3 separate regions of the Homo sapiens genome follow, and all the other regions are linked to region 1. A link is an interaction called in ENCODE POLR2A ChIA-PET data of the cell type or tissue named here. Cell type or tissue: PC-9. All regions are shown on one strand. Each heading gives the region's core, and the rest is flanking DNA. Links, peaks and the distances in the headings are about the cores only. Region 1 has its middle 8.0 kb from the start of UNC5B. Region 2 has its middle 7.5 kb from the start of SGPL1. Region 3 overlaps UNC5B (unc-5 netrin receptor B).

The links. ChIA-PET counts read pairs that join two places held together with the same protein. Peaks named below come from ENCODE experiments on the same cell type or tissue, not always from the same donor. Only the 100,000 strongest peaks of a DNase experiment are listed, where the experiment ranks them.
Region 2: POLR2A ChIA-PET joins it to region 1 with 6 read pairs; 2 of 35 experiments call an interaction of 5 or more read pairs at or near these places.
Region 3: POLR2A ChIA-PET joins it to region 1 with 5 read pairs; 15 of 35 experiments call an interaction of 5 or more read pairs at or near these places.

Annotation. Positions count from the first base shown.
Region 1 is chr10:71,199,330-71,209,760 of GRCh38, forward strand. No RefSeq gene overlaps it. Among named protein-coding and RNA genes, the nearest start is that of UNC5B, 8.0 kb to the right of the region's middle. RefSeq lists a silencer at 9,942-10,001. In PC-9, for the core only: no CTCF peak of the experiment used is centred there; no DNase peak of the experiment used is centred there.
Region 2 is chr10:70,803,201-70,813,631 of GRCh38, forward strand. No RefSeq gene overlaps it. Among named protein-coding and RNA genes, the nearest start is that of SGPL1, 7.5 kb to the right of the region's middle. In PC-9, for the core only: no CTCF peak of the experiment used is centred there; DNase peaks (open chromatin) are centred at 4,531 and 6,141; H3K27ac peaks cover 2,399 bases.
Region 3 is chr10:71,250,168-71,260,598 of GRCh38, forward strand. The region is part of intron 1 of UNC5B (unc-5 netrin receptor B); the gene reads left to right. LOC112268061 (a long non-coding RNA gene) reads left to right here. Exons shown (of 2, transcript XR_002957083.2): 2 at 1-9,242. Among named protein-coding and RNA genes, the nearest start is that of UNC5B-AS1, 37 kb to the left of the region's middle. RefSeq lists an enhancer at 9,530-10,382. In PC-9, for the core only: no CTCF peak of the experiment used is centred there; DNase peaks (open chromatin) are centred at 5,844 and 6,144; H3K4me3 peaks cover 837 bases; H3K27ac peaks cover 1,955 bases.

The DNA of each region.
Region 1 (10,431 bases), core at 3,079-8,078:
ACAATGCAAACTAGAATATAATAAGATTTTTACCATGGTTTAAAAAAGAAAACAAACAAACCTGTCAACTTACAATTCTATATGCTGCAAAAGTAGGCTTTAAAAATAACATCAAAATAAAGCATTTTTCAGATAAGTAGAATACGAAAGAATTTATTGCCATTATAGTCACATTAAAAGACATGATAGAGGATGCTCATCAGACTAATGGGAAATTATGGCTGAAGGAAACTCACATCTATAGAAAGGAATGAAAATAGCTAACTATAAAATACTCTTTTTCTTTTTAAATAAATCAAGAGAAATTTGTAAATTCTGTAAATTCGTAATTTTTTTTTTTTTTTTTTTTGAGACAGAGTCTTGCACTGTAGCCCAGGCTGGAGTGCAATGGCACGATCTCACTCACTGCTACCTCTGCCTCCTGGGTCCTGGTTCAAGCAATTCTCCTGCCTCAGCCTCCGGAGTAGCTGGGATTACAGGCACTGTAATGGGATTAGCCACCATGCCCAGCTAATTTTTGTATTTTTAGTAGAGATGGGGTTTCACCATGTTGGCCAGGCAGGTCTTGAACTCGACCTCGTGATCCACCTGCCTCAGCCTCCCAAAATGCTGGGATTACAGGCATGAGCCACTGTGCCTGGCCTTGTAAATTTGTAAATTTTCTAATAAGAGAAAATAAATTCTGCTTTTAGACAAGATGCAGTAACGGGGGCTGCATATACCCTGCCATGTGAAACAGTAACAAAAAATGACAAAATATATGAAATATGCTTTTCAAGACACTGGACATCAAAAAGTGAAGAACAGTGATTCCTGAGATATGGGAACAAATGAGGGAGACCTATGATTGCCCCAGCATACTGTTTTAGAGTTTCCAGGGTACTGGGGCAAGAGGGGGGTTTCAGGTAGAGCCTGGTAGACACCCTGAGTTGAGGAGATAGAGATGAGAGTCCAGGGAGACTGAGGCATCTAGAGTTTGCAAGACAGAGCACCAGAGAGGAGAAGATGGCACAGAGGAGGGACTCAAGAGATCTGCAGAGAGCACCCATAGACTAGCCAGCAGGGTACTGATCGGCAAGGAACCACTTGAGATGATTCAAGGGAACAGTGTCTAAAGCCCACACAGGGCTGGGAACAGTGCCTCCTTCCACCAGCCAGACTGGAAAACCTCACAGTTATGGACATTGGGTAGAGCACTGAGAAGGGTCTTACCCTAGTGACAGGACATAACTAGCTCTCAACTAAACACTGCTGGTCCTGTCTAAAAATATCTCAAAAACAAGACCTGAATAACTTTCCAAGTAACTTAATTGTGTCCCAAAACAAAGTTCAAGAATATTTATAGAAAAACAAAATTTTCAGCACCCTAAAAGGATAATTCATAATGTCTGCTAGACAATCAAAATTTACCATGCTGAAGAGAAGTGGAAAATACGATTCATGGAGTAATCAGTCAATAAAAAATTTACCAATTCTTATATTGTCAACTTAAACAGTTCTTATAAATGTATTCTGTTTGTTAAAAAGTCAGAGACATGAAAGACATTAAAAAGACCCAAATTGAACTTGGAAAGACGAAAATGAAAAGTACACAGTAGCCCCCTCTTATTCACAGTTTTAATGTCCACAGTTTCAGTTACCTGGGGTCCAAAAATATTAAATGAAAAATTCCAGGCCGGGCGTGGTGGCTCACGCCTGTAATCCCAAAGCTTTGGGAGGCCGAGATGGGCGGATCACCTGAGATCAGAAGAGAGACCAGCCTGGCCAACATGGCGAAACCTCATCTCTACTAAAAATACAAAAATTAGCTGGCTGTGGTGTCACACGCCTGTAATCCCAGCTACTCGGGAGGCTGAGGCAGGAGAATTGCTTGAACCCAGGAGGGAGAGGTTGCAGTGAGCTGATATCGCACCACCGCACTCCAGCCTGGGAGACAGAGCAAGAGACTCTGTCTCAAAAAAGAAAAAAGAAAAATTTCCAGAAATAAACAACAAGCAAGTTTTAAATTGCACACACACCTTTCTGAGTAGCGTAATGAAATCTCAGTCATCCATTTGTCCAGCATACCCATCCTATATATGTGACGAACCCATTACTAACTTCATAGCCATCTTGGTTATCAGATCCACTGTACTACATTGCAGTGCATGGGTTCAAGCAGCCCTTCTCTGACTTAATAATGGTCCCAAGACACAGGAGCAGTGATGCTGGCATGTTGTTATCATTGTTCCATCTTATTATTTGTTGTCTTACTGTAACTAATTTATAAATTAAACTTTTTCGTGGATATGTATCTATAGGAAAGTTGTCTCTTGGTATTCTCAGAGGATTGGTTCTAGGACAGCCCCCTCCCCAGCCCCCATGGATACCAAAATCTATGGTTGCTCAAGTCCCTTATATAAAATGGCATAGTATTTGCATATGTAAACTAAAAATAAAATCCTAAGTCCCCTACCAACTGAATGGACTGCCTCTTGCCCAAGGGGACCCTGGAAAAGCCTTAAAAACTGAGTTCCTGGAAATGACAGGACGGGAGGTCAGACACTCCTCATTATACCTCCTCCCTTTTAGAGTTTAGACACAACAACTGACCACCATTGATATTAAAATAGAGACTGTAAGACTGACAGAACAGACTCTTTGTGGCAATAAGATAACAAATTATAAACAGGACCTTAGGCCATGCCAGAAATATGTTAAGTTGCATACCCCCTACACTTAAAGGAGAAGCTGTGTTATAACTGCCACAGGCTTTTCTTTCTCTCTAGCAGCTAAACAAGCACTGGCCTGGAGATAAGCAAGATTAACACAATTTGTAGCTCCATCAGATGCTGAGTAAATGACCCCAGCCCCTGTTCCACCACAACTATAGCTTTGATTGGACTGCTGATTCCAGTAACCTTCTGATTAAGGAGACCACTGACCGTGGACTGGTTCTGGCCCAGTTACAGAGGCTGTGAGTTGAGTGCCTTTGTGTCTCTGCCTGCCTTTTGACTTATAGGGCCTTACTGTAATACATTTAAATATTAAGTCTCCACCCCAAGGTGAACATGGGTTGTATGTTACATGCATGTTCTATATACCTGCATTCAGGACTACCCTCATGAATATTCATAATTTCCCCTGTAACCTGTTGAATATGTATATTTAGCCAACCCTTTCTATACAAAGCTGCTACCCCAACCCCTCCTCCTTCAAAGTGCCAGACTCTGGTCTTTGCCTGAGGCTATGCGTTCCAGCCTGCAGGATGGCCACTTCACAGGCTGTAACCTTTTACAGGAAATAAAGTCACCTTTTCTATATTTACAGATCTCATGATTTTTAAAGTTAACACAAATAATCTATGCACATCCTCCCATATACTTTAAACATCTCTATATTATTTATAATACCTAATACAATGTATATGCTATATAAACCGTTGTTAGACTGTATTTTTAAAATTTGTAGTTTGTTATTGTTATTTTCTATTGCTTTTTTAAAAAAATACTTTTGATCTGCAGATGGTTGAACCCATGGATTAGGAACCCACAGATACAGGGGGCCAACTATATATAGAGGGCTTGATACTATCCAATTTCAGGTGTCCACTGGGGGTCATGGAATACATCTCCAGTAGATAAGGTAGGACTACTGTACATATTATCTGTTTCCATTTATGTGACGTTCTGGAATTAGCAAAACTCACCTATGATGTTAGAAATCAGAATAGTGGCTGCCTCTGCAGGATGACGATTACCTGGGAAGGAGCTCAAGGGAATTTTCTGAGATGATGGAAATGTTCCTATCTTGGTTAGGATTGTGGTTACTAGATGTCTTTACTTGTCAAATTTCATAGAATCTTACACTTTAGACCTGTGTATCTCATTGTATGTAAATCACACCTCATTCAACTTTCTAAAAAGAGAGAGAAGAGGAAACAGAGCAGGAACATGGGTATGCTAGCTCTTTAACTTTCCTGTCCTTGACCTTCTCCACCACTGGGTTCCCCTCATTCCAACAGTCAACACTCCCCAGCCAGCATCAGCCTAGGTCCTGTTTCCTACATGTCCTTGGGTGATAATGTTCTGGGCAACAATCACTGAATTTTTCACAGCTTTCTCAATTTGGAGCAGAAGTTGTCACTTGTTTAAAAATAACTCAACATACAACTTACAAAATTAATTTAAAGAAAACGTAGAATTCTTAAAAAGTTTCGCCATATTAAGAGAGAACTCTTATCTCTACAAACGCATATGGTAGTCCCCCCACTTAACCTGGAGTCTACATTCCTAGACCCTGGTGGATGCCTGAAAGCTTGGATAGTCCCAAACCCTATTATATACTGTTTTTTCCTATACATACACACCTATGAAAAAGTTTAATTTATAAATTAGGCACAGTAAGAGATGAATAATAATGAATAATAAAATACAGCAATTATACCAATTAGCCAGCATTGCTACTCTTGTGTTTTGGGGCCATTATTATGTCAAATAAGAATTACTTGAACACAAGCATTAAGATACCACCACAGTGGATCTGATAATAAAGATGACTACTGAGTTACTAACAGGCAGGTAAGGTAGACAGTGTCCATACACTAGGCAAATGGATGATTCATGTCCTAGGTGGGACAGAGTGGGATGGTGTGAAATTTCATCACTGTACTCAGAAAGTCGCAGTTTAAGACTTTTGAAAGCCAGGTACAGTGGCTCATGCCTGTAATCCCAGCACCGTGGGAGGCTGAGGCAGGAGCATTGCTCGAGTCTAGGAGCTCGAGACCGGTCTCAGGCCTTTGGCCACAGACTGACATGGTGTCACAGAGTGACATGGTGAAACCGTGTCACTACAAAAAAAAAATTAAAATCGCCAGGTGTGGTGGCATATGCCTGTGGTCTCAGCTGCTCAGGAGGCTTAGCTGAGATGGGAGGATCATTTGAGCCCAGAAGGTCGAAGCTGCAGTAAGCCTTGTTCACATAACTGCATTCCAGCCTGGGTGACAGAGACCCTATCTCAAAAACAAAAGACATGAATTGTTTCTGGAATTTTCTATTTAATATTTTTGGACTTCAGCTGACTGTGGGTACGTGAAACCTTGGATAAGGGGGGACTTCTGCACATAGTGACAGCTTTGAGTCCTGCTTACACGATGCCAGCAATGATGAAGAGTCATTAGGAACAGCAGATCTAGAAGCAATTAATAAAAAGCTAACCAGATCCAACTTTTAGTTCAGAAGAAATCGATTTGATAACAAAAGAGTTGAACAAAGAGAAATCTAAATATTCTAAACCAGAGGTTGGCTGCTGAAATTTCAAGAAGGATGGGATATTTGACAAGGGGCACTCCCCATACGGCCATTCATCAAGGAGTCAGAAGACAACAGAAAAGAGTTTTTCACCTACCTCTCCTCCCGCACACACGCATACTCCACTTTGCTATAGGGTTTCTTTCCTCTGCCTCTTCCTTCAGTAAAGATCTTTATAGCCAATGTATCCAGGAGGACAGTCCACAGCACGGGGACCTCCTCTTCCTCCTGGTCTTTCAGAAAGCATCTGTGAATCACCTTCAGCATACTTGCCACTGGAAGATATCTTTGGCATTTATCCTGAAAATAATAGTGAATTATCTTCAGTGCTGACTCAGCTTTCAAAAGAGCCTGCTACTGAAAATCCAGAACTACAACAAGAAACGTGGGAATTTTGTCTCTTCCAAATTTATTTTTAATTATCTCTCATTTTTAGTTTAAGGAAGTGCTATACCTTCAGTGATTACACTTCTGCCTAAATGAAAGCTTCACAGTATTATAATTCTTGAGCTAGTGTTTTGTAAATAAAGCTGATTTACATATTAATCCCATTGAGTGAATTATTTACTTTATCTTGTACTCTCTGGATAGTATAAATATTGTGTTTAATTTGATTAAGGGTCCATGACACATGAACAATACTGGAAGTATCACATGCACAATGCTGAAATTGAATATATTTGAAATGGCAAAAGACATTTTTATATGTCAAAAGGTGTTTCATTGTAGTTTTAGGACAAATGTGAAGTGGCCTGATGTTTTTATTAGACAAATTAACTTGATATTTACCTGAATACATTTAAATTGGAATGTTTAAAACAATTGAGAGTGAGAAAGTTTAATAGGACTATCTCATTATTTTAAGCCCTGTTAGACTATATGTAGCCTCTGCCCTTCCTCATCCCCCTACACAGATAACTCCCCATCCGTAAGTCCAGGCAGAACCTTGAAAAGGTTGGTAACGTGGACTAGTCATAAGAATGTGCGTCTAAAAGCTCAGGGTCAGTACTTACCAGCTGACCTTAGACAAGTCATTTTCCCTTTTGGAGCTGTGGTTTCCTTTGTCATAGGCCATGATTAACACCAGCCTCTAGGAACAATTGAGATGATCAGTGGGAAATCATGTCATTAAGATAAAAGAACTACACACAGGGGATTTAAAGAGGCAGCGTCTTGTGTTTGTTTAACATATAAGCTTAGAAGCCAACAGCCTAGGTTTGATTCTAGCCTCAGTTTCTAGCTAAGCAGGGAAACCAAGTCTGTTTTCCCATTTTTAAAAGGGATGGACAAAGGGATGATTTCATCACTCAGAAAGTCACAGAATTTAAGACTTATGAATTGTTTTGCTTTTGGAATTTTTCATTTAATATTTTTGGACTTCATTCGACTGTGGATAACTGAAACCATGGAAAGGAAAACCGCAGATAAGGGTGGGGAACTTCTGTACATACTAATGGCTTCTAGTCCTGCTTAAAAGATACCAGCAATGAGAACTACTTTTTAATGGGGAAAATCATAACATCTCCTCATGGGTAATCATGGAGAATGAAGGAGCTAACTCAGACGGAGCTCTTGGCAGGGTTTCTAGCTTGCTATAGTTGCCTGTGCGATGGTTAATATTAGGTGCCAACTTGATTGGATTGAGGGATGCCTAGAAGACTGATATAGCATTGTTTCTGGGGGTATCTGTGAGGGTGTTGCCAGAGGAGATTAACATCTGAGACAGTGGACTGGAAAAGAAAGACCCACTCTCGATGTGGGTGAGCACCATCCAATCAGCTGCCAGTGTGGCCAAAACAAAGCAGGAGGAAGGAGGTGGGATAACCTTACTTGCTGGGTCTTCTAGCTCCCTTCTTTTTCCCCTGTGCTGGATGCTTCCCTTGGCTCCTGCTGCCCTCGGACATCAGACTCCAGATTCTTCAACCTTTGGACTGTGGGACTTGCACCAGTGGCTTGCCGGGGGCTCTCACACCTTTGGCCACAGACTGAAGGCTGCATCATCTGCTTCCCTGGTTTTGAGGCTTTCGGACTCGGACTGAGCTGCTACCAGCTTCTCTCTTCCCCAGCTTGCAGACGGCCTATCATGGGACTTCGTCTTGTGAGCATGTGAGCCTATTCTCCCTATATACATACATATATCCTATGGGTTCCGTCCCTCTGGAGAACCCTGACTAATACACCCAGCATACACTAGCTAGCATGCTTATTTCTTAAGATATTGACCACTCCTGTAGCATCAGTCAGTCCTGTGCTCACTGCTATGTGCTGGGAAGTCCACAGGGACCTTTAACTCACCAAGTCCAAACCCAAATCCACCACCCTCTCCCCAGCCCAGCCATCCTCCTCCTTTCACCATGTCTCTCCTTGCAACCTCTGCCACTCGACCCAGCTCCCCTCCCTTCCTCCATCCCTAAGTACCCACCCTCCCTCAGGCACCAAATCTGGGGAACTCTTTCTCCCTCTGCAGAGTCCCTACTTTCTGCCACCTGAATCCCTGGGCCAAGGCCCCATTGTCCCAGGAGCATGCAGTGGCCACCTTGTTGGCTCCTGCTCAGTCTGCCCTGACATCCAGCTGCAAGGAAGCTCCCATGGCACAGCTCCAATGAGGCCTCTCTCCAGCTCAATCAGCACCCATGACTCCTGTTTCTTACAGAATCAAATCTCATCTCTAGCACTGCAGGCCTTGCCCTTGTGTAGAGATTTTTCCCTTCTTGGCCTTCTGGTGTGCTGTTTGAGGGGCAGTATGAGGATGTGGCCACCTCCTGACCATACCATCACATACATAACTCTAGGCCTTTGCTCACGTGGTTTGCTCTGCCTGGACTCCCTCCTGAGTTCTCCATGTTTAAGGTTTCCTTCTCACTCCTAGGTCTAGCTTCCAGCATCCCCCACTCAGATAAGCCCCCCAATCCCCACCCCCGGCAATGCCAGGGCATGCTAGCTACAGCCTGCTGCATGTGCCAGCTCTGGCTCAGCCTGCCTTTTCTCTGCCCCATAAAGCATAAGCAGGACTGGATACATAATCTCCAGGGCCCAGTATAAAGTGGAAATCAGAGCCCTTTTTTCCAAATTATTAAGAATTATGAAATGGATAAATCCTAGTTGAGGGACATTCTACAAAATACCCAATGAATAATTCTCAAAAGTGTCAAGGTCATCAAAAACAAGGAAAGACTGAGAAACTGTCACAGCCAAGGGGAGCCTGAGGAGTCACAATGACTGTATGCAATGTGGGATCCTGAATGGGATCCTGGAACAGAAAACAGAAGGACATTAGGTAAAAACTAAGGAGATCTGAATGAACTTTAGCACATAATAATGTATCAGTGGTTCATTAATTGTAGTAAAGGTACCATGCTAATGTAAGAGGTTAATAATTAAGGAGACTGGGTGAGGGGCATATGGGAACTTTCTGTACTATATTTGCAATTTTTCTGTAAAACTAAAACTCTTCTAAAATGAAAAGATGGCCTTTTAAACATTTACAACAATAAAAGAATTTTGAGAAGGTGACAGCAGAGGCGATAAATAAGTTATAATGTCCAAGACAGAATTGAGATTTGAACCCGGATCTGCCTGAGCCCAAGGCTTTTGTGACCAACGGCTTGCATTGCCTGAACAGCAGTGAGAAGACCCTGGAGGGGTTGGTGGAAAAGACTGGGTAAGAAGGATGGAAGGAAGAAGGTTGTCACAGTACTTAGTAGAGGTTAAGAGTCCAAGTTTAATGACCCAGGCCACATATAGTATGATTCCATTTATATGAAATGTCCAGAATAGGATAGAAAGTAGATTAGTGGGTGCCAGGGGCTGGGGGAGGGGAGAATGGGGTTAATGGTATGGGGTTTCTTTTGGAGGTGATAAAAATGTTCTCCAATTAGGTAGTGGTGATGGCTGCACAACATTGGGAATATACTAAAAACCACTGGATTGTGCACTTTAAAATGTTTAAAGCGGTACTTTTTTTTTTTTTTTTTTTTTTTTGAGACAGAGTATCACTCTGTCGCCCAGGCTGGAGTGCAGTGGCACGATCTCGGCTCACAGAAAACCTCTGCCTTCTGGGTTCAAGCGATTCTCGTGCCTCGGCCTCCCGAGTAGTTGGGATTAACAGAGCACGATACCATGTCTAGCTAATTTTTGTATTGCTAGTAGGGATGGGGTTTCGCCATGTTGGCCAGGCTGGTCTTGAACTCCTGACCTCAAGTGATCCGCCCGCCTCCGCCTCCCAAAGTGCTGGCATTACAGGCGGGAGCCACTGTGCCCGGCCGAAGAGATTTAGAATAGTACCTGGCATATAGTAAGCACTCAACCTTAGCTCTGATAATATTATTACAAAGAGATGGTAAAGCGTTAAGGACTTCAGCTTTAGGCGCTTCCCTTCTCCAGGGTCCAGGTTTTTGGGGTCCGTTCTGGACCGAACGACTCAGGGGAGGCACCGTGAACTCATTCCCAAGCCTTCCCACTCAAGATCCTGCAAACGGAGTCGTCTGAGTGCCACTTCCCCTGACAACCCGGGACAAGGACTCTGTCAGGGCGGCCCCAGGCGGGGTGGGGCCAGGACAATTCTCCCATCGCCGGAGGAGGGAGACTGGCGGCCACGGGGAGGCGTAAGCGGCAGCGCGCCGCCTGGTGGCACCTTCGCGCACACGGTCCCGACGGAGCGGGAGGCGTCAACCCCAAGCCGGCAGCCACTCCTGCCGGGAGCCCCTACAGCTGCTTTTAAATCGTAATTGTTATCAAATAGGCGGTTTTTATACAGCCAGATTATTGGCCTTATTATTCTTCTTAATACTGTGAAGTAATTATTATTCCTGTTTTACAGTTGAGGAAACTGACGCTGGGAAAGTTTCAGTAACTGGCTTAAGATCCGCCAGCAGGTAAGAGCAGCCCCCAGGTTTAGGGCCACAGCCCTCCAGATCCAGAACTCTTTCCTACACACTCCTGTGGTTTGAGACAAGTGATGGTAGCCGCTGGAAGCATCTGCAGTCCCCACCAAGGGTGAGAACTGGCTCTGGGACTGATTTCAAAGCAGATCTATGCCACAAAGCCTGCCCTACTTTCAGCCTCAGAACCCCCAGACCCCAGGAAATAGAGGGGAGGGGAGGGTGGGGCTCACATAGCAACTCTTAGGCCCTTTGACCATCAA
Region 2 (10,431 bases), core at 3,251-8,250, 400 kb before region 1:
GGATTATGGGCCTGAGCCACCATGCCTGGCCAGTGTAGCTTTAATTTGCATTTCTTTACTGAGTGAGGTTGACTTTTCATGTGTTTAAATGCTATTTGTATGCATTTTTGTGACCTTTGCTCATTTTTCTATTGGTTTGTTAGTTCGTATACGGATAGATGGATTCATGTATTAGAGAGATTATCGCTTTGTAATACGAGTAATTAAAATACTTTTTTTTAGTTTGTTGTTTTCCTATTGACTTTGCCTATGCAGTGAACTGTCTTGCTAAACTGCTACTGTGCTGAGGACTTGCTCACCTGCCTTTGGAGGTCAGAGAGGGTAGCTCATTTCAACTCACTCTGCTTTGGCGGGCTCTCATTTAACCTCATGAAAGAGTCCACAGAACGGAGGCCAGAAGCCTGGGCTCCAGAGTTACTCAGGCCTGCCATTCTCTATGTGACTTAAACCAAATTTTGACAACTCCTGACCTCAGTTTCCTCATCTGTAAAATAGAAATAATAATTCTTCTAACTTTATGTAGCTGTTTGATGATTAAATAAGATAATGCATATAAGATCATTTAGCACAGAGTGTGATCCACAGTAAAGGTATGATGCATAGTATTTGCTTTTTAATTATTAGTGTTTACCAAGATCAAGCTAATGTTGTGTGAATGGCTGCTGTTTTTTCCTGATGCCACTCCCCATCAGAGTACAGGAGAAAATCCTGTGACCACATGCTGTTGGCTCACCTGCTATGTCTTTTTTGCTTTGTGCATGGAGTTCTGGATTGCGGCCAGTACCATTGAGTGTTTTGATGAAGGTTGGCTGCTCCGAGAGTTTGAATTTTTGCCAGGCTCTTTGGGTACATCTATCATAGCATTCTTTGTGCCTTTATTGTCCTGAGCTCTGCATGACTAGCCTTCTGATGGTCTTTCAGAAAAGAGAAAAGGAAAGAATGGAGGCATGGTTAAAGACCCCACATGGCTCACTCACCTGTTTCCCCTGGGATGATCAAAGTTACCTAGTTACCTGTCATCTGACCAGGACTCACAGCTCTGGAGCTGACAGGTATAGACTGGTCTAAGCCAGCATTCAGGAAGGCCACCCAACTGGAAGAGCAGGCATCAGAGTAGAGAGAATAAGCCTGAGCTCTCCAGAACATCCAAGGTCATAGAACAAAGTGGCCTTAGGGGAACAAAACTGGGTCCCCATACCTAGTTCTCCTCCTGTACTCTCTCTTAGTACCCAATAATTCTTACAATTTTATATATCTCTTCTGCAAGCCTGTAAGTTCCAAGAGGTCAGAGACCACATTTGCCTTGTTCACTACCAAGAATAGGGCCTTGATCTATGTGGTGGTTACATGGGTGTGTTTGCTTTGTGTTAATTCATCAGGCTCTTGGTACAGTGCCTGATGCCTAGTATTCATTGAACGGATGAATAAGTGAGTCATAGAGTCTCAGGTATTTATTCAGATCATTCATCTACTACATGCTTGAATCCTTGCCTCATTCCTACCAAGGGTTTGTTAGCATTTATCATTTAAACACTTCTAATGACAACAAGCTCTCTACTGCTCAAGGCTGCCCGTTCATTTTCTGTTTAGGTCTCTTGCCTAGAAAGTTCTTCTTAATATTGAGCTGAAATATGCCTCCTTGAGGCTTCTGGTTAGTATTCTTGTTCTATCCTTTATGGCCACACGAATCAAGTCTGGGCCTTCTTCACCATGACAACTCTTCAGACATTTGTGGTTAGTTCTGACACCCACTTCTTTTCCAGGTAACCACAAAATCATTGATTAGACACACATTTGTTGAATGTCTGTAACACGGAATAGATTAGAGAACATACAGGTGAAAAGACATAATATCATCCTCGAGTGGTTACTGGTCTTGAGGGAGCCAGAGAAATTAAGACTTAATGTGCTAAGTGTTAGGGAAATGGAGACACAGGAAAAGAGAATTCGAGCCTACCTAGGGGTCTTGGGGAAGGTTGCAAAGTAGACCAAGGAGAGAAGGATGTTCCAAGAAAAGGGAATAGCACATGCAAAAGTCTGGAGCTATAAAAGCCCAGGGCATGTTATGGAAACTCTAAGTTGTTCTAGATGGCTAGGGAGACTAGAAGACTCAGATTGTTAGAACAGACCAATTTATGCTTGTTGTCCCAGAAAACTTAATAATATGTCCTTAGTTTCAAAAGTATCCCAGATAGTCACTGTGAGTATAGTTGGGACATAAAGTCTGAGAGTGAGGTGGAAATGGGGGAGATGAAGGTGGAGAGAAGCAGCGGCTGATCGTAGAGGTCACTGTGGCCAAGTTCAAGAAAGGCATTCAGTTAACTGGGCTTCTTATGGTGTCTTTCCCTTCAAGGTTATCTTCTCCAGATATGATCTGATTCACAGATAGATCAATACAGCCACTGACAGATGATTATTGCTATGGGCTACCATTTACGGAGCGCTTACCAGGTAAGTGCTTTCCATGTAGGCTGGGGTGAGGCCCAGGTAACCTCTGCTGACTTAGTTATGCTTGTCCTTTAACTGATTCTCTGCCAGTAGGCCTTGGGTTTTGACTTGTTTTTACTGTTGTGAGGTCATGTCCTGAGACAACATTGGGCAAGTCCCAAAGGGCCTTCTGTTCCCAACTAGAAACTTTGTAAGCTTTCCCTGGAGGGGGACAGCTGAGGTCAGGAGATGGCTACTAGCTATAAACAGTTTGTTTTAAAGGACTTGTATGATGTCTGTATTGAAGGGATTCATATGAATATTCAAATGAAATGAGTTGAGTTTGTTCTAAGATGATGCAGTAGCTAGGAATGTTGAGTTAGATGTTTGGATGGGCAGCCAGGGCACATGGTTTAAACATTTGACGCACTTGAATTCAATGGATAGTGGATAGCAAGAGTGGGCATTTGAAATATGTCTGAGTGAGTGGTTTCCTCTGCAGCACCTCCTGCAACAGCTGTCCCTAAGTGGCAGGTGTGGGTTTATACCCTAAAACTGAATGTAGCAGTGCCCTCAAGCAGACCCACAAGGACTAGCTTGAGGCTGCTTTGTCTCCCAGAAAGACAGTTGGCAGCAGCTATTGGAGGGCTCTGCAGGCTTCCAAGTCCCCACCACTGCCCCAACACTTGGGTGGTCAGTGGGCACATGAGGCCACTGAGAATGGTCATGTCACCCTGCCCTTCCCATTCCTCCATTGCCAACCTACTGAGGTTTGGGGCTAGCGTGAGAATCTATTTGTGTTAGCTTGCTAATCAGGCTGTTGTAACAAAGTGCCACAAACTGGGTGGCTTGCACAACAGAAATGGATTGTCTCCCATTTCTGCAAGATAGAAGTCTGAGATCAAGGTGTTGGCAGGGCTGGTTCCTTCTGAGAGCTATGAGGAAAAACACGTTTCATGGCCCTCTCCTAGCTACTGGTGGTTTGTTGGCAACCTTTGATGGTCTTTGGCTTATAAAGTCATCACTCTGATTGCTACCTTCATTTTCACATGGTGCTCCCCCTCTATGCATGTCTGTCCAAATTGCCCCATTTTATAAGGACACCAGTCATATTAGGCTAGGGGTGCACCCTATTCCAGTAATACTTCATCTTAACTCATTACATCTGCCATGACCCTATTTTCCAGTAAGGCCATATTCACCACATGGATTGTTGGGGGACACAGTTCAACCCATAGCACTTAGGATAAATTGAAATAGCATCAGCATGAACACAATTACTCTACTGGTTACTTCTGCCAAACAACCTTCAAGTCAGAAAGAATCCTGTGGTTAAGGGAGAGGTACCGCAATCCAGCTGCAACAAGTTAAAGGTGTAGCCCACTAGCTATGGGTTAGTTTGCCCTGAGCTCTGAATGTGACTTCTTCCCTGGGAATCTTGGCTTGAGGGCACATGTGGGAGCCTGCTTGCCAGGCACAGGGTAGCCTGTGGCTTTGGGAGTCTTGTTTTAATCTGTTCTGTCACTTTCCAAAGGTCTGTCTTCTAAGCTTATGCCATTGTTGTACCCTAGAACCAACTATTTTCATTCTTTGCTGAGTACCTTTTCTGCCCATATGAATTCTCTCCTAGCCATTCTCCATACCACGCAGACGGATTGTTCTAAAACACAAATGTGATATTGTCAGTCCCTTGACTGAAAAGACCTCAACGGCTGTTGCTCTTTGGATGAAGATCAAAACACTGTTTCCTACAGGACTGGGAGGTCTCAGACAGGAGGATTGCCATCTGCATTTGCATTTATTTAAAAAACAATTGAACTGGTGACATTCTGTTTCTTGATCTGGGTGGTGCTGAACAATGGTGTTCACTATGTCAATATTCATCTAGCTCTACACTTTGATTTGTGGACTTGTCTGTACATACAATGTATCCCAATTTTAAAAAATCTTCAAAACAACTGAATGAGTTGCCCAAAGTTCTGGGAGTTCCTTGGTCGTATTACACTTTATGATCTTTTAGATCTCTTGACCAATACCATACAACTAGAGATTTTTTTCCCCCTTTCTATCTTGGGAGGAAAAAGATGGAATTAACAAACAGAGGTGATTCAGTGAGTTACATTGTGGTCACAAGATAAATTATGCACATTGCGACAAGAAAACCACATAGTCCTATAAAATTATGGGCTGTTTTTATCCAGAATTATGCTGGCTTTCTATTTCCTGTTGTTGATTAAGAATAAAGAGGGACCTGCCTGTTGCCCCTGCCTGCAGCGCCTAGAGGAGAGAGAGAAGTCATGATCAGCCTCATTTCTGCCCCAGGGACTGCATTATTCCCCTTTGAAGCAACAGTGCTTCCCCTAGAGCTTGGTCAAGGAGAGGGGCTGCAGGCAACCCCTGTGTCTGCCCCAAGAAAATGGGAGTTCTGAGCAACTTGGGTGTATGGAAAAAGGAAGCACTCTCCACAGATGGCTGAAAAGCATTGTTGGTAACATATGAAGCTTGAGTCTAGGGGTAAATGACAAGCCCTTTAAGTGGGCTCTGTTTCTTGGAGTGCTGAACTGTTCCCACTGTTTAACATAAAGAACCAAAGTAGCCCTTGCAAAGAGAGTGAGAATAATCTCTGACTCTGGCAGGCTCTTAGGACATCATAATTTTAAAATTGAGAGAATTTTTAAAAATCTAGATTTCTGTCTTTCCTTGGAAAATTGAGATGTTGAACTACCCTACTATGCTATTAAAATTGCCAGGTATGGTGGCTCATGACTGGGAGGCTGAGGCGGGTGGATCACCCAAGGTCAGGAATTCAAGACCAGCCTGGCCAATGTGGTAAAACCCCGTCTCTATTAAAAATACAAAAATAGCCAGGTGTGGTGATGTGCATCTCTAATCCCAGTTACTTGGGATTAGGGCAGGAGAATTGCTTGAATCTGGGAGGTGGAAGTTGCATGAGCCAAGATGGCGCCACTGCACTTTAGACTGGATGACAGAGCGAGACTCCATCTCAAAAAATAAATAAATAAATAAATAAATAAAATTGCAGTATCCATGACATCTTGTCCTAAACCCCATACTTTGTGCTTCCCTTACATTGCTTTGCTTCCTCTCTTTCCATAGCCCCAAGCATCTCCTAACTTACCATATAGTTTACTTATTTATTCTGTTTATTAGTCTGTCTCCTTCTGCTGGAATGTAAGTTGCATGAGGGCAGGGCCCTTTGTTTTGCTCAATGATCCATCCCAGGTCCTGAATATTGCAACCTGGCATTGAATAGTTGTATGCATGTTGAATGAATGTAGCCTGAAGCCTACATTCCCAATTTGTAGCAGTCACATTGCCTGCCTGGGCCCCTGAAGGCATGTGTATTTGCCATGCCTGCCCCTACTGACCTGCATGCCAGCTTCTGCCTTCCGTCCCCCTCAGGCTTGTTTCTCTGGCCACACTGGCCTGGCCTCTCCTGCCCCAACACTGGCCCTCCGCACTTGCTCAGCCAGAACGCTCTTCCTGCCCCTCTCTGCCTGGCTAGCTCCTGCTCCTGCTGTGTTCTCAGCTCAAGCTGTCCTTGATCCCTCTGCCTAGGTCACTCCCCCAAGCACAGAGAATATTCTGTCCTTAGTCACTGACTAGAGGAAATTCCTTTCATTCAGTTTTCAGACATAAAAAGCTCTTCATCCCTTGTGAATTAGGGTGCCCCCCCCCCGCCCCCGGCTACCCTGACCTCTGAGCTGAGGATACAGGTGGTGCCCAGCCCCTCTGAGTCAACCCTGGAAACCAGTTCTACAGTGCCAGGCAAGGAGCAACCCTGGGCCAAGGGCTGAAATTACCCCACTGGTCCTCTGTCTACCCACGACTTATATAAGGCTGGGCCTCTTCATCATGTCCTATCTGTGTCAACACTCAGGAGAGGGCCTGGCCCTCTGGCAACATGTTCATCCTTCACAGCAGGGCCAGGACAAACACTCCCTGACCAAGTAACCACAAGACAGAGGGCCCTTCCTGGGCACCTGGAGACAGACAGATGGAGTTACCAAACAGAAGATTCTGGGAAGGGGAACCCCAGTGGGCCAAAGAGAACTCTAGACTGACAGAGGTGTGGAACAGCTTCCCCTCTCTACCCAATTTTGAGATGAGGAAATTGAAGCCCAGAGAGAGTCAATGGTGCATCCAAAGCCCCACAGCACAGCGTCCCAACAGCCCCACAAGAACCCACAAGCTTCACTGTGTTTTCTGGGTCTGGGCTTCTGGGGCTGGAATGTCAGGAATTCTAGGTTCTGCCCCCATTAGCTGCAAGACCAAGACTTAGAAAGAGATGAGAATGGTTAGAATGTTGCAGCTCTTATCCGGGAATGTACAAAATACAGATGACTGGGCCTCACACCTCATTCCTTCCATCTGCAGGAGGGCCCTGACATGTGGATTTTGAAAGGCTCCTTGGAGATGCTGACTATCCATGCTAGATGGGCACCTGGATGATGTTTAAGTCCCTTCTAGCTTGACAAATCCTCAGCTGTAGATATTAAAATGCTGCTTGTGCTGGAGTGTATCCCTGTCATCAGTCCACAAGAGAAGCTCTCACTGGGGCAGCTGGGCTCCCTAGGGAGCACCCTGGAAATTAAAAAAAAAAAAACTTTTGGTTGTCATAATGATGAGGCTGGTGCTTCTGGCATTCAGTGAGGGGAATACTGCAGTCCCTGGGGCAGAAATAAGGCCCATGATGACTTTTCTCTCTCCCCCAGGTGCTGCAGGCAGGGGCAACAGGCAGGTCCCTCTTTGTTCTTAGTGAGGGATGCATCCCATCACATTGAAGAATTGTCCTGAGTCCTGTACATCTTTTGAATGTACTGTCAGAATATTCATAGAGGTGAAAAGCTAGTTCATAGGCACATGAGCCATAATCAACTTCACTTTACATGTACGTTTAAAAAAAAAAAAACACCCTGGTGCAGTGGCTCATGTCTGTAATCCTGAAGCGGGTGGATCACCTAAGGTCAGGAGTTCGAGACCAGCCTGGCCAACATGGTGAAACCTTGTCTCTACTAAAAATACAAAAATTAGCCTGGTGTGGTGGCAGGCGCCTGTAATCCCAGCTACTCGGGGGACTGGGGCAAGAGAATCGCTTGAACCGGGGAGACAGAGGTTGCAGTGAGCCGAGATTGTGCCACTGCACTCCAGCCTGGGCGACAGAGTGAGACTCTGTCTCAAACAACAACAACAACAACAACAAAAAAGAACACATGATTTTATTGCACAACCTACCTGGAGTACAACTACCATGTTGAGAGCTGTGTGTAAATTGTCCTGCATTTTGTCTGAAACGTTATCGACCTTAAGCCACAGTTTTGTAAAATCACATCATCCATGGCAATGCTGCTCACATAGTAATTGAGTCACTAAGACACTACCTCTATACTGGTCTGCATCTGCAGCTTTCCTATCCATGATGATTGTATCTAATTCTATGAATAGCCTAATTTAGTCCTTATGTCAAAATGTCAAATATAAAGAAAGCAGTGACAGCACTATTCAATTAAATATTGCCTTCCTGTAATGCAAACATATCCATTGTAAGTCCATGCCTCTGCCAACTTCATGTATGATTTTATCGTGACATTCCCTTTTAAAATTATAGTGCTATATTGATTTCAAGATAGTAAAAGAGAGTTACAAAACAATATTTGTTATAAACAGGGGTGTTGGATCTGGTTGGTTTAGGACTTACTGATCTACAAGCAATAAAACCTGCAGGAAAACAGTAGATCTGTAGCTCTCAGACAAGCCTTGCAAAGGTCTAGCATGCCCTAGAGAGGGCAAGGGGCACGTTGGAAGGACTAATCAACTTGTTAGGATCAGGTCCTGATGGGGATCGAAACCAGCTTCCAGCAACAATGTGAGAGGGCTAGGCTGGGCTTAGTCAATCACACGGCTCAGATTGGAATCTTATTTGAGTACACCCTGGATGTATGCGGAGGGTGTTAGACCAATAATTCTTGGCCGGGCGCGGTGGCTCACACCTGTAATCCCAGCACTTTGGGAGGCTAAGGTGGGAGAATCACTGGAGCCCAGGAGCAGCCTAGGCAACATAGTGAGGCATTGTCTTTATAAATTAATAATAATAATAATAGTAATAATTATTGAGTGCTTATGGTGGATCAGGCCTCATATGTGATGGGCACACACATACATCTCTTACAATTGCCACAGCAGTCTTAGGGTAGTTGTTAATTCTTGCTTTACAAAGGAGGAAGCCCAGGCTTGGACAGTTACAACAACTTGCTGGAGGCCACACAATGATTCCTGGGTAGAAAGCTGTCTCCCTGCCTTCAAAGCTATTTTGAGGCCACACAATGATTCCTGGGTAGAGACCTGTCTCCCTGCCTTCAAAGCTATTTTGTCAAAGGAAGTTTATATTTATTCAGTGTTTGAGAAACAGCTGCTCTCAGTTTTTAATGTTTTGCTAGGAGTGACTGTGCAGCCTGGATAGCAACAATGGTGGGTGTATTAGTCCGTTTCACACTGCTATTAAGAACTTCCCTGAGACTGGGGCATTTATAAAGGAAAGAGGTTTAACTGACTCACAGTTCCACACGGCTTGGGGAGGGCTCAGAAGACTTACAATCATGGCGGATGGTGAAGGGGAAGTAAGCCCCTTCTTCACAAGGCAGCAGCAGAGAGAAGAACGAAGGAAGAACTTCCAGACACTCATAAAACCATCAAATCTCATGAGAATCACTCAGTGCCATGAGAACAGCATGGGGGAAACCACCCCCATGATCCAATCACCCTCCCTCCCTCGACACATGGGAATTATGATTTGAGATGAGATTTGGGTGGGGACACAGAGTCAAACCCTATCAGTGGGCTTCTTTACGAAAGATGAGGTTTCCTTGGGAAATAACTCTTGGCTCTCTGAGGGCTTGGCCACTCTGACTTTGATCAAACTGGCAACTGGGGTATGTACCTGAGTGAGGTCAGGGGGCCCATGATAACTCGGTGACTTGCTGCCCCTTGCTCACTCCAGTTGGCAATGTCGGGGCATTTGGTCCCTGCTGTGGGGGCTCCCATGTCTGTCTGGCCCTTGGCCTCTCCTCCCCTGGTGGCCAGCTCTGCTGTGATCAGCTGAGCCTGCTGCTGGAGCTATGTGCTGGTTTCCTGCCTCTTCTTGGGCATTCTGGGCTCTAGGAACTGTTTGTTGGTTTCCTGTGGGCCATTCCTTTCCAGGATGGGCCTAGAGGCTGCAACCCTCCTAAGATCTGCCCACACCCCTGTCCTGAGGTGAGCTTCTCAAGAAGGTCCCCGGCTGAGCAAGGGGTGTCAGGAGCAAGAATGGAGGCAGGAGAGTGTGTGCGCCTGCTTTTTAGAGTGGGAGTGTGCACTCATGCATGAGTGGGAGGCTGTCATTAACTTGGCCATGGATGGCTGCCATTTTAAGCAGAACCAGATTTGCTGGCATGAATTGTTTAAATGATGGCAGGCACAAGCACTGCAGGGAGATCCTCCTAGCCTAAATTAAAGAAGCCACAGAGGGAAAAAATCCCAGACCATCTTGCTCCACACCTCCCTCCCCCGTCCCAAGCCTTCCGTCATCTGCGGGAATTTCAGTGCCTCACTGACACCTGAATGACAATCTTTTGTCATCCTGGAAGGCACCATGATGGTACCAAAGGACAACTGGGGAGCATTGGTTCCCTCCCCAGCCCCAAACAAACACGTTCTTCATCAGCCTCCTTAAGCCATCCCAAACAACCCACACGCTTAATACAACTATCGTGCCTTCTATCCGGGCAAAGTGCCATGTGTCTGTAGACACAGCTACTCAGGAGGCTGAGACAGGAGGATCGCTCGAGCCCAGGAGTTTGAGGCTGTAGTGAGCTATGATAATGGCTGTAAATAGCCACTACACTCCAGCCTGGGCAACATTATTGAGACCATGTTTCTAAATAAGCAAACAAAAATTGTGCTTTCTCTGCAAACAGAGTGTCTAGGGAAGTGCTTTTTACTTTCTTG
Region 3 (10,431 bases), core at 3,559-8,558, 51 kb after region 1:
CCAGGCCCTGCTCCCCAGGATGCCTTGAATGAAGGGGCAGTGCCGGTGGGGGAGACATCAGAACTCCTTTCCCCCCGGCCCTAGGGATGACCCCGAGCCTCCGGCCGTTCTGCTGGGTCCAAATGGGATACTTCCTACCGGGTTGCATGAGCTAGGCCCCTTCTGGAAGTCCCCATCATTGCCCCTCTCCCAGCCTTGGCCTCTCTTCTTCATCTGTCTGGCCTGGCTTGGGTGTGTGGATGCTTCCTCAAGTCCCAGCTTAATTCCTGACTTTCCGAGGAATCTTTTCCTGATAGCTCCAACCTCCCCAGACCTGTATAGCCTGTACCTCAAAATCTAGGGCAGCAGTGGCAAACGGTTTATCTCAGGTGGCTGTTTTGAAAGTTTGAGGGTGACTTCCCAGGGTGTAGTGTTGAGAAATCTAGGGCCACATCTGGACTCATTTACAGAAGTCAGCATTAATTAGTGATGTCTGCTGTGGTGTGGGATGGGGAGGTGGTGGCTCTCAGGCTGGGCACATGCCAAAACAGATCCAGGGCTAAATTCTAAAGTATTGTTGCTGCGCTGCAGTGGTTTCCTGAAGGGTTATCCCCCTCCTAGCTCCCAGCACTTTGGGGTAGAGATTATAACTTTTCTAATTTATAATCTATGGGAGTATACTTCTGTCTCCTACAGATTCTAATATAGATCTAGATACATAGTAGACACTGAAGAGGGGAATACTTACAGCATGCTAGAGGTGGAAGGAATTCTAGAGATCACTGAGTTCAGGGATGGCAAGTAGGTCTCCTCTTGCTACCAATCCTGAACAAACAGTGATGACTTTCAGGAGATGTGCTGATTCAGAGACTCAGATCTGGCTCAGTTGGGTCAATTAGTGATGTCTGTCATGGGCTCAGCCATGGTAGTAGTTGTACCAAGGTATTGCTATCCCTGTTTTATTTCAGTCTTCCAAATATATTGATATGGAAACTAGGACTCAGAGTGGGTAATCTGTCAGAGGTTACCCCGCTGCTTGCTTGGATGGTTAGAGAATCCTCACTCCTTCCAAAGGAGTTTCCCTGTCAGAGGTCAGGGTAAGGAAGGTAGAATCTTCAAAGCCTGGATAGACAAACTGATGATGTGTCTTTCTGAGACTGGTTCCTACAGCTGTAGTCTTTGTATGTCTTCATGCGGTTTTTAAACTTTTAAACTTTCACCTTTTGATATAGTAGGTGGTAGGTACAATAGAAACGCTGTACATGGCATTTAAAGGCAAATTGGATTTTCTTCTGGCAGCCACCCTGGACTTCAGACTTGCAGGCCCCAGAGCACAGTTTATCTCCCCATCTGCAAGAGCGATTTTCCATTTGCTCCACAATGGGAAATAAGAATCCATCATGTGCCATTGTGTCAGGAAGGTGGTGTCTACTTTAATAAATTTGCTTTTAAATGCTGGCTGTCTCTGGAGATCGTTTCGCTCATGCCTGCAGACAAAGTGATTAAAGTTGCAGAGTATACATGGTTCCTGCAAAGACCCAGAAGGGGTCTTCTCGGTCCATATCTGAAACCCTTGCCACATAGGGGAATGAATGAACCAAGATAATTCCTCTCCTGTGAGAGTCTCAGTGCCACAGGCTGAAGCACACACAGGGAAGAATTGAGGATATTTATTTTTCTTTAAGTTGTTTTCCCCCAGGAAAAAAACCCACAGGCTGGAGATGTATACCTCAAGTCATTGATTTTATTTCCTCTCAAATTGACCTTGCTTTTCTAGGACTTTGCCTCTTTAAGTGTACCAGGTGTGACATCTTTGTAAGTAAATGAAGTGCTGTGTAATGTTCCCCTTCACCTCCTCCAACAAAAAAGTGATTTGAAATCTGGGTTAAAAATAAGTGTCACATATATATATTACAATATTTTCCCAAATGCCTGTGCTTTAAAAATGGGTGAAGGGACAGTTAACATGCTCTTCAGTGGTATCTGAATCTTGAATTTTATTTTTCCAGGTCTAGTCCCTATATAGTTGATCATTCACAGTGACTCTAGGCTGATCTCTTGCCCTCTCTGGGCCTGTTTTGCCATCTATCAAATGGGCTAACTTTGGGCCTGAGCAGCAGGAAGCGTGATAGAGCACCAGGCTGTGAGGGTGGCTCCCTTTTGTGTCTCTGCATTGAGCAGGATAGAGTTTGACCTGCTGCCTACCAAGTGTCCTGCCATGAGTCCCAGAGCCCTGCAGTTAATAGCAGCCACGCCCTCCACCTCACTGCCTGCTTCTGTGAGAGCGCTTTCAAATCTCTCATTCCTCTCATCTCACAATTACCCTGTGAAGGCGGGACTGGTATTGCATTGTACAAAAGAGGAAAGAAACCTGGGCTTGGAGAGATTGCTAATAATGACAACCACTAGCAGTTTTTCAGCTTTTATTATGTGCCAGGCACTGCGCGAGCTTGTTGAATGCATTGCCTCATTTATTCTTCAGAGCAACCCTAACCCTATGAGGTAGGCATCATTTCTCCCATCTTATTGTGAAGGAAACAGACTCAGAGAGGTGAAGTGATTTGCCCAAGGCCAGACCCCTTCACAGAGACCTGCCTTGTGAGACGGCACCTGCAAGGAGAGGGAAGGCATTGGTAGCAGTGAAGTCCATTCCAGAGAGCGGGCAGGGAGTGACAGCAGGAGCCCCAGAGACCCCCAGGACCTGACTCAGCCTGGCAGTCTGTTCGGGTCTCCCCAGGAGAGTAGACGGTGGATGGGGAGGTGAGGCTTGAGGGTTAGGACAGAGAAGAGGGGGTTTTCTTAGAGAGCTCAAGGGACAGGAGGAGAGAAGAGAGACAGAGCACAAGCCCCAGGACCTGTGTCCAGGACATTGGTCATTTCTCAGGACCCCAGGCATTTCCCTCCATCCCTCTTAGCTCTTTGCTTCCTTGCAGCTCAGACCTCTAAAATCCTCCCCTCATTTCCACACTTCACCTCCTCACCTGTGGACTCTGGGTCTGCACCCTCTGCTTCTCACACTTCCTTGCTGCAGACTCCAACCTCGGGGGAACCCCAAAGGCCCAACCCTCCCCAGCACTGAGTATCAGAAGTGCCACAGCCCTGCCATTAAAGGGGGCCACCACCTCCTTTCCCCGTAGCTTGGTCTTAGTGATGCTGGCCACCCTACTGCAAGGCCCAGGCCCAGGAGTAGACAGTACCCGAGTTTGGGTGTCCTTCCCTTCCCCCGACACCATGCCCAAGGAGGAGCAGCAGCAGTGCAGCTTCCTGGGAATGAGGCTTTCTTTCCACCTTCTCCTCGTCCATTGCCCTGGAAATACCTGTAGCAGGTGGGCAGGCTGGCAGGGAAGGCCAGGCGCATCTGATGTCACTGCTCCCCAGCATTGTTTTGGTTCTGACCACAGTGGGGGTGGGGTGTATGTCTGTGTGCTAAGTCCACTCAGTCCCAGGGCAAGCTGGGGCTTTGTCTCCCTCTCCCCTGCCAAGCTCCCTGGTTCCTGGCTGAAAGCATTTCCAGGGTGTCAGAAGCTGTTGGCATCGCCAGGGCTGCCAAGGGGAGGAGGGGCAGGAGAGTTGGGTGGGGGTGTGAGGGTCCTCCTCCCCAGAGATCCCCATAGCCTGGGAGTGAGAGGTGGACACTGTACCCCTGGTCAGTAGGGGAGCAGGGGTCCGCAGGACACTAGGAAAGCTGGTTCACGCATGTCTCCCAGGAGGTGTTCAGGGAGCATTTGTTAAGATGGGGATCGCTGCAAGGTGGAGGGTCCCAGGGACCCCCTTCTGGTTCCAGGCGTGTCCTTCCTGCTCACTATATCATGTCAACTCCATCAACCTTTAGCCAGGTCCACGCTCGCCAACCAGCAGTCCAGTTTCCCAACTCAGCACAGGGGGAAACGGATGCCTAGTAGAGAGGACAAAAATGAGCTCAACGTCACATCAAGTCAGCAGTATTGTTGGGACTGGACTCCGAAGTCTGACTCTTGGTTCAATGCTCTTTCCCCTATAGCAGGTGGTTATGCAAAGTAATGTAAATTATATGCAAATGTCTGTGGCTTCCTACCTACGCCTAGCAGAGGGGGTTTTGTGCCCTACTGGGGCTGGCGGGAGTCTTCTCCCGTCACAAGACTATCAGTTCTGAAAGGGCTCGTGGTAATTGTTTTACCCACTATCTGACTCAGGGCCTGGGCCCCAACCTTCTGTGGTGATCAGGAGGAGCACAAATGGCTCTGGGACCATGGGTACCTGGCGTCCTGCTGTCGTGGGGGGCATAGGGCTGACAATGCCAGGAAATGGCCAGAGGAAGCCTCTGGATAGGCCCCTAGAGTCCACACGACAGTGTGGGCCTGGCTTGGGGAGGTTTTCTCACGAGTCCTGGGAAGTCGGCTTACTGTCTCCAGGCCCCCTGGGTCCCCATCAATAAGCTGGCCTGAATGGAGAGGCTGGGTTGGGGGGAGGGAGATTTATTTCCTGGCTTTAAAACCAGCCATTCTCCCGCCTCCCACCTTCCTCCTGGCTGGAGAACAATGGGACATCCCCAGAGAGGCCTTCCTGTGGCAACAGGTGCACTGAGCAGGGTGGATGACCACCACCCAGGCCCCCATAGGTTCCAGCTGTGCACGTGGTGAGCCTCCACCATTGGTCCTGCTTCCAGAACAGCAGCCTGGCGCCCTTAGAAACAACACCAGGCACTGACCCTTTCTCCACTATTTCTGGGTCCAGGAAGTGGCTTGTTTGTTTGTTTCTACAGTCCAGATAATGTTGCCATATTTCCCCAAATGGTGGGAACTAAGTTCTGAAAAATAATCACCCTTAATCCCACCCAGACACAACTACTACTTGCATATTCGTGTGTTTCCTTTCAGGCTCATGCCCAGGTTTGTTTTATGATGTCATCACATACTTACAGGTTTCATTTCATGCTCAGGCCTCTACACTTAACATTATTCCATGAATCTTTCTCGTATAATTACATAGACTTCATAATTAGCCATTAATACCCGAGAAGAACCCACAGTGGGGATATACTTTAATTTACTCAAGCAGTTCTCCCTTTGTTGGGTATCTTACTCTGGTAAATAACACTGCGTTGAACATCTCCATGCTCACAGCTTGGTTGGGTTCCTTGGGAGAGATTCCCAAAAGTAGAATTCTAGGTAAAAAGACACGCCCTCATTCATACACGCTGCTAGATTGCTTTGTGGATTTGATGCAAGTGTCGTCACCAAGTTGTCATTCTCCGAAGTCCCAGCAGTTGTTCATGGGCCCACAGGGTGGTAAGAAGTATTTCCTAGACAGCCCAGACTTCCAAATGTCACCGGCTGTCACTGATTATGGGGGGAGGGAATGTGAATTGACACAAAAGGAGCTTGGGGCTCTCACTTCCAGGGTCCCTAACTTAGAAACACCCCCGGGCTTTAGGGACAGGCTTTACTAAGAGGCCACTCCTTGTTCGTAATTAGCGCCATCCATCCCCAGTCAGATCTGGAATGAGCGGAAGCCCTTTAAAGTAATTTGCTCTTTTAATATCACCCCTGTGATCTCATTTAATTTTCTCAACCAAACTTCATTCACAGAGGAAGCCAAAAGCACTCCACCAGCCCGGACTGAATTCTCACCCTTTCCAAACAGTGGCTCTGGACTTCTGCAAGCTCTGCTGAGATTTGTCTGGCCTCCAGCAGCTTGCATCCGAAGCCAAAGGGCTGTCTCTGTCCAACAACAAAAGGCAAGAGCATAGTGTAAAAGCTGTGGCTTTAAACATAGGCAAGCAGCTGCCACTGCCTGCTCTGAGCCCCCACGGTGGGGAGGAAATCGACTATGTATTGAGTCATACGCCCTGGCAGGCTCCGTGCTGGACATTTGTTCGGTTGGGCGGGGGCATGTTCTCAGTGATCCTTCTGTGAACCCTGTGAGATTGGTATGAGCACCCATTTTACAGATAAGGAAACTTATCTGTAAGCTCTGAGTTGCAATGACTTGTCAAGGTCCCTACCATAGCCCCTTCTTTGGAAGATCTCCAGGTGACATTGCACATGGAGCTGTGGCACTGCTGTCACAATGTCATACCCCAGAGGTGAACAGGTGAGTGGACGAGTACCCGCCACACCCCTATGCTGCTGCCACTCACACAGCCACTCCCAGCCCTGGCCCCAGCTCCTCCAGGAAGGGAGCCTCCCTCCGCTGAGCCAGCAGAGCTCTCAGGCCATTGGCAGCTGGGCTCAGGAGAGCCATGGTGATTTATGGCTGCCGCGTCTCCCCAGTGCCCTGCCTGGGCCCAGTGTACTTATGGACTAATGGAAGCTCGAATGGAGGGAGATAATTCTGCCAGGAGCTGGCTCCAGTGACAGGGGCAACCACCATTGCCTCAGGGCAAGGATAGGTTCGGGAACAGAGGGGACTTGGGCAGAGGCCAGAGGCAGAGGCGCTGAAGGCTCTGAGAGCAGATGGAGCCCAGGTGGGGACTCGGGCGTGCAGAGGGTGGCACTTCCTGGCAGCCCAGTCCCCAGACTGGCTTCTCCAGGGCCCCCAGAAGGGAGCCAAGAGGTGGGCCAGGAGCCCAAGGCCCCAGAGGCCTAGCAGCACACCTGCCCGTGCATTTGGTGTGTGGGTTTTGATATTCTTAGAACATCCAAGCTTCTCACCTAACCCCCTCAATGATAGATGGGGAAGCAGGGGCCCAGAAAGGGTCAGGGACTTGTCCAGGGTCACACAGCATGTTAGTTACTGAGCTGAGACAAGAACCCTGGGATGTCACAAGAACACGGCAGCCGGTGTGGAGTGGAGAGGAAGACCTTGGGCAGGGTGGGCAGGAGGGTGAGCACAGAGCAGGGAAGGTGCAGGAAGACGACAGTCATGGTCAGGGATTAAAGAGGATGCTAAGGAGGAGGCTGGGACAGCCCCAACAGCGGGGCCCAGAGGAAGGGGTGCAGCAGCTGGCATCGACCCTCCTGGTAAGGGAGGGTTAAGGGGGACCTGGAAACCCACAGCCCCACTGGGTTCCCTCTGTGAGCCAGCAGGTGCTTCCTGGGGCTCTGCTGGGCCCTGAGGGGTGAGCACCCCCGGATCCCACCTAGCTCCTTTCCACTGATGTCCTCCAGCCAGCATGGCCCACCACTCAGCTCTCCTGAGCCTCTCTCTGTGTCTTCTTAAATGGGACCGTTATGCCTACCTCAAAGGGTAAGTGGGAGGTAAGTGAATAGGGAAGTTCAGGTTGAGAGAAAGCCGAAGGGAAGAAGAGACGCCCACCTCAGTTCAGATGTCTCAGGACCCCTGGCACCTCTCTTGCCCCCTTCCCCCTCCAGGCCCACCCAGGCGAGTCACATAGGTTGCTAGTGCCTCAGTGTATCCCATCTGTGAAATGGGCTCCCCTCCCAGCCCCTGGCAAGAAGGCATATCCCTGACTGGGTGGTGAGCTTCCTCCTGCATGCCAAGCCCACACAGCATCTTCGAGGAGCGCCTCGGTGGTGAGCTGCACCAGCCTGGACTGAATTCTCACCGTGGAGAGATGTACATGCCAGGTGCTCCTTGGAGGTGCTGTGTGGGTTTGGAAGATGTTTTCCATGGCTTGGGGCCCAGCAGCCCTCTGGGGCCTGACAAGGAGTGAGGAAACAACCGCGCCTGTTGTAGGGCAAAGAGGAACCTCTGTCCCCTCCCTGGAATCACTGCAGGCTGTGGCCAGGTGTGCAGGGAACTCTTTCAGGTCATCTGGCTCAGTGGCTTCCACAAACACCTAGAATCCGTGCTGTGCATAGGCACCTGCCTGTGCTAAAGCCGTTTGATATATGTGAGCTCCTGGAGGTAGGCAATGTTCTGATACCCTCTTTAGAGGTGGGGAAACAGAGGCCAGAGGCTTGAAGTGCCATGCCCAAGAAACACGTGCTTTCACTGGGAACTGTTTTTGAGAGTTCACCTGATGCCAGGTGCACAGGAGCTAAGGCATTACTTATCCTCTAGGCTAGGGACTGTTAGCCCATTTTACAGGCGGAGAAACCAAGGCCAGGGAGACAAAATCACCTGCCTGAAGGCCCCACAGCTATCGATGCCGAGACTCTATCCTGCGGATGTTGGGCTCTTTCCACTGAGTAAGGTTCCCTCACTCTCTAGTGCCACATGGGGTGCCCTCAGTCTGGGCCAGGGCAGGGCAGATGCAGGGCCCCCCACTCCCCTCCTAGGATACAGGAATCTGTATTGCCTCAGGCTTGTCTCTGCCCACCTGCTGGCCAAGTCCAGGACAGAAAGAGAGGGCTCACAAATTGGGAGACTCTGGGCTGAAGACCTGGTGGTCTCAGCCATTTTTGTTTCTTGAGGGTCCCAAGACCACCCATTCCTCCTCCAAGCCCAGCCCTGTAGCTCCTCCAGGAAGCCTGGCCCCTTCCTGAGCTGTGTGGCCAGCTCTCTATGCTTCTTCTGGAACCTCCACTCCAGAGCACCTGAGAGCAGCAGGACAAGCCGTGGTCTTGGGCAGCGTCCTTTCAGAGGAGGAAGGTCCAGAGAGGGGAAGGGACTTGTCCAAGGTCACACAGCTAGCGACATCCCAAGCAGCCCTGCTGGAGCTCTTCAGAGAAAGGACAGGAGGAGCCAAGGGTGAGCTTGGCCAAGCTGGCACCCACTTGCCTCCAGAGTCACCAAGGTCCCCACCCTGCCCCAACATTGCCTTTTCCCGAGGAGTTGATTCCCAACCCAGCAGAGGAGCTGCCAGATGGGTAAAGACCCTCCTGCTGAAGAACTGAGCATCCCAATCCCCTCTTGTCCTCCCCGCCCAGTGGCCAGCCAGGTACTGCCCTGTCCAGGAGGCAGCTGACAGGCAACAGGGAAGAGCTGAGCCTCAGGGCAGGCAGCCCGTGTGAGGCCACGTGAGCCCAATGTCACCAGGGTCCCATCGGGTGAACTGGGATAGAATGGCCCAGCCTTTCCTCATGGGCAGGGTGGAGGGAGGTGAAGTATGGCCATTCATTAGAAAAGTAATGACTGGGCCGGGTGCAGTGGCTCACACCTATAATCCCAGCACTTTGGGAGGCCAATGCAATAGGATTGCCTGAGGTCAGGAGTTCAAGACCAGCCTGGCCAACATGGCAAAACCCTTCTCTACTGAAAATACAAAAACTAGCCAGGTGTGGTGGTGTGTGCCTGTAATTCCAGCTACTCAGGAGGCTGAGGCAGGAGAATCATTTGAACCCGGGAGGCAGAGGTTGTAGTGAGCCGATATGCCACTGCCCTATAGCCTGGGTGATATAGCGAGACTCCATCTCAAAAAAAAAAAAAAAAGGAAAAGAGAAAAATAATAATGACTAATCTTGGACTTGGGCAGCCCTTCATAGTTTATGAAGCACTTCTGCATCTATAAGAGAATGTGTTCTGTTCACCCATTCAAAGACTAAGAAACCGAGGCTCAGAGAGGCAAAGTGGCTAGCCCAGTCACACAGCCAGTTAGACTGTGGGGAGGACTTCAGCCTACACAAGGTCAGCGTGAGTTTACTGAACGCTGCAGTCAGGCCCTGTGCTTGATACATTCACATACATGACTCTGTTTACCATAACGACAGCCCTGGGAGATTCCTGTGGATTGTCCCATTTTATAGAGGAGGAAATATAGACCCGTGACTTGCCCAGGCCCCACAGGGAGGGAGTGTGGAGTTCGGTAGCTCAGCCATAGCCAGGCTCAGCCAGGTCAGTGGGCGTGGGTCCCTGCCCAACTTGCTGAGGGTCTCAAGGGTGTATTCTGCCCACCTCCTGAGTTTGGGGTAGATAGCCCAGGGGACTGGATAGGGGCAGCTCGGAGTCTGCCCATCGTGGCTGTGGGAACACTGCCTGCTGGGGACAGTGCCTGGAACAGCACAGTTTGGGTTTAAGCTGGAGCCTCTAGGGGACAAACAAGCCAACTGCCAGGCAGGAGCTTCATCATGGTAGCTCCTGGTGGAGAGAGGTAGGGGGGGCATGAAGCATCAGGAGCAGAGGCACTGATGCCCTCTCCTTCCTGTGGCCCAGCATGGGGGTGGCCACCGCTCTGGCCACTGCCCAAGGGGGTGGCTTCTCTGCTTTTGCCAGCTGTCTCCAGCCTGAGATCCAAAACTCAGCTTGAGAAACCACACCTGAGAAATCCGGCATTCCATTCCTTGCCAGGGGCCTCAGGATAGGGGAGGCAAGCAGGGGTGCTCGGGGACCGCCTTTCCCCACAACCCTAGGGAGGAGGTGGAGTGGGTGGAGGCGAGAGAGGCGGGCTGGGCCCGGGAGCACGGAGGCCTCTAATGGCACCGGGTGTGGCCCATAGTCCCGCTGGCTAGCTGCCTTGTTTCCTAATTAAAGTGCCCTTATGAAAATGCCCTCCGGTCCAGGCCCAGTGCTGCTGGGTGAGGCAGGCACCTCCCAAAAAATCTCAGCAGCTTTCCTGTCTTCCCTGCAGGGCCTCTGGGCTCAGGGCCCTTGGTCATCTGGGGGAGGCTGGGGGGCATCAGGGCTATGTTC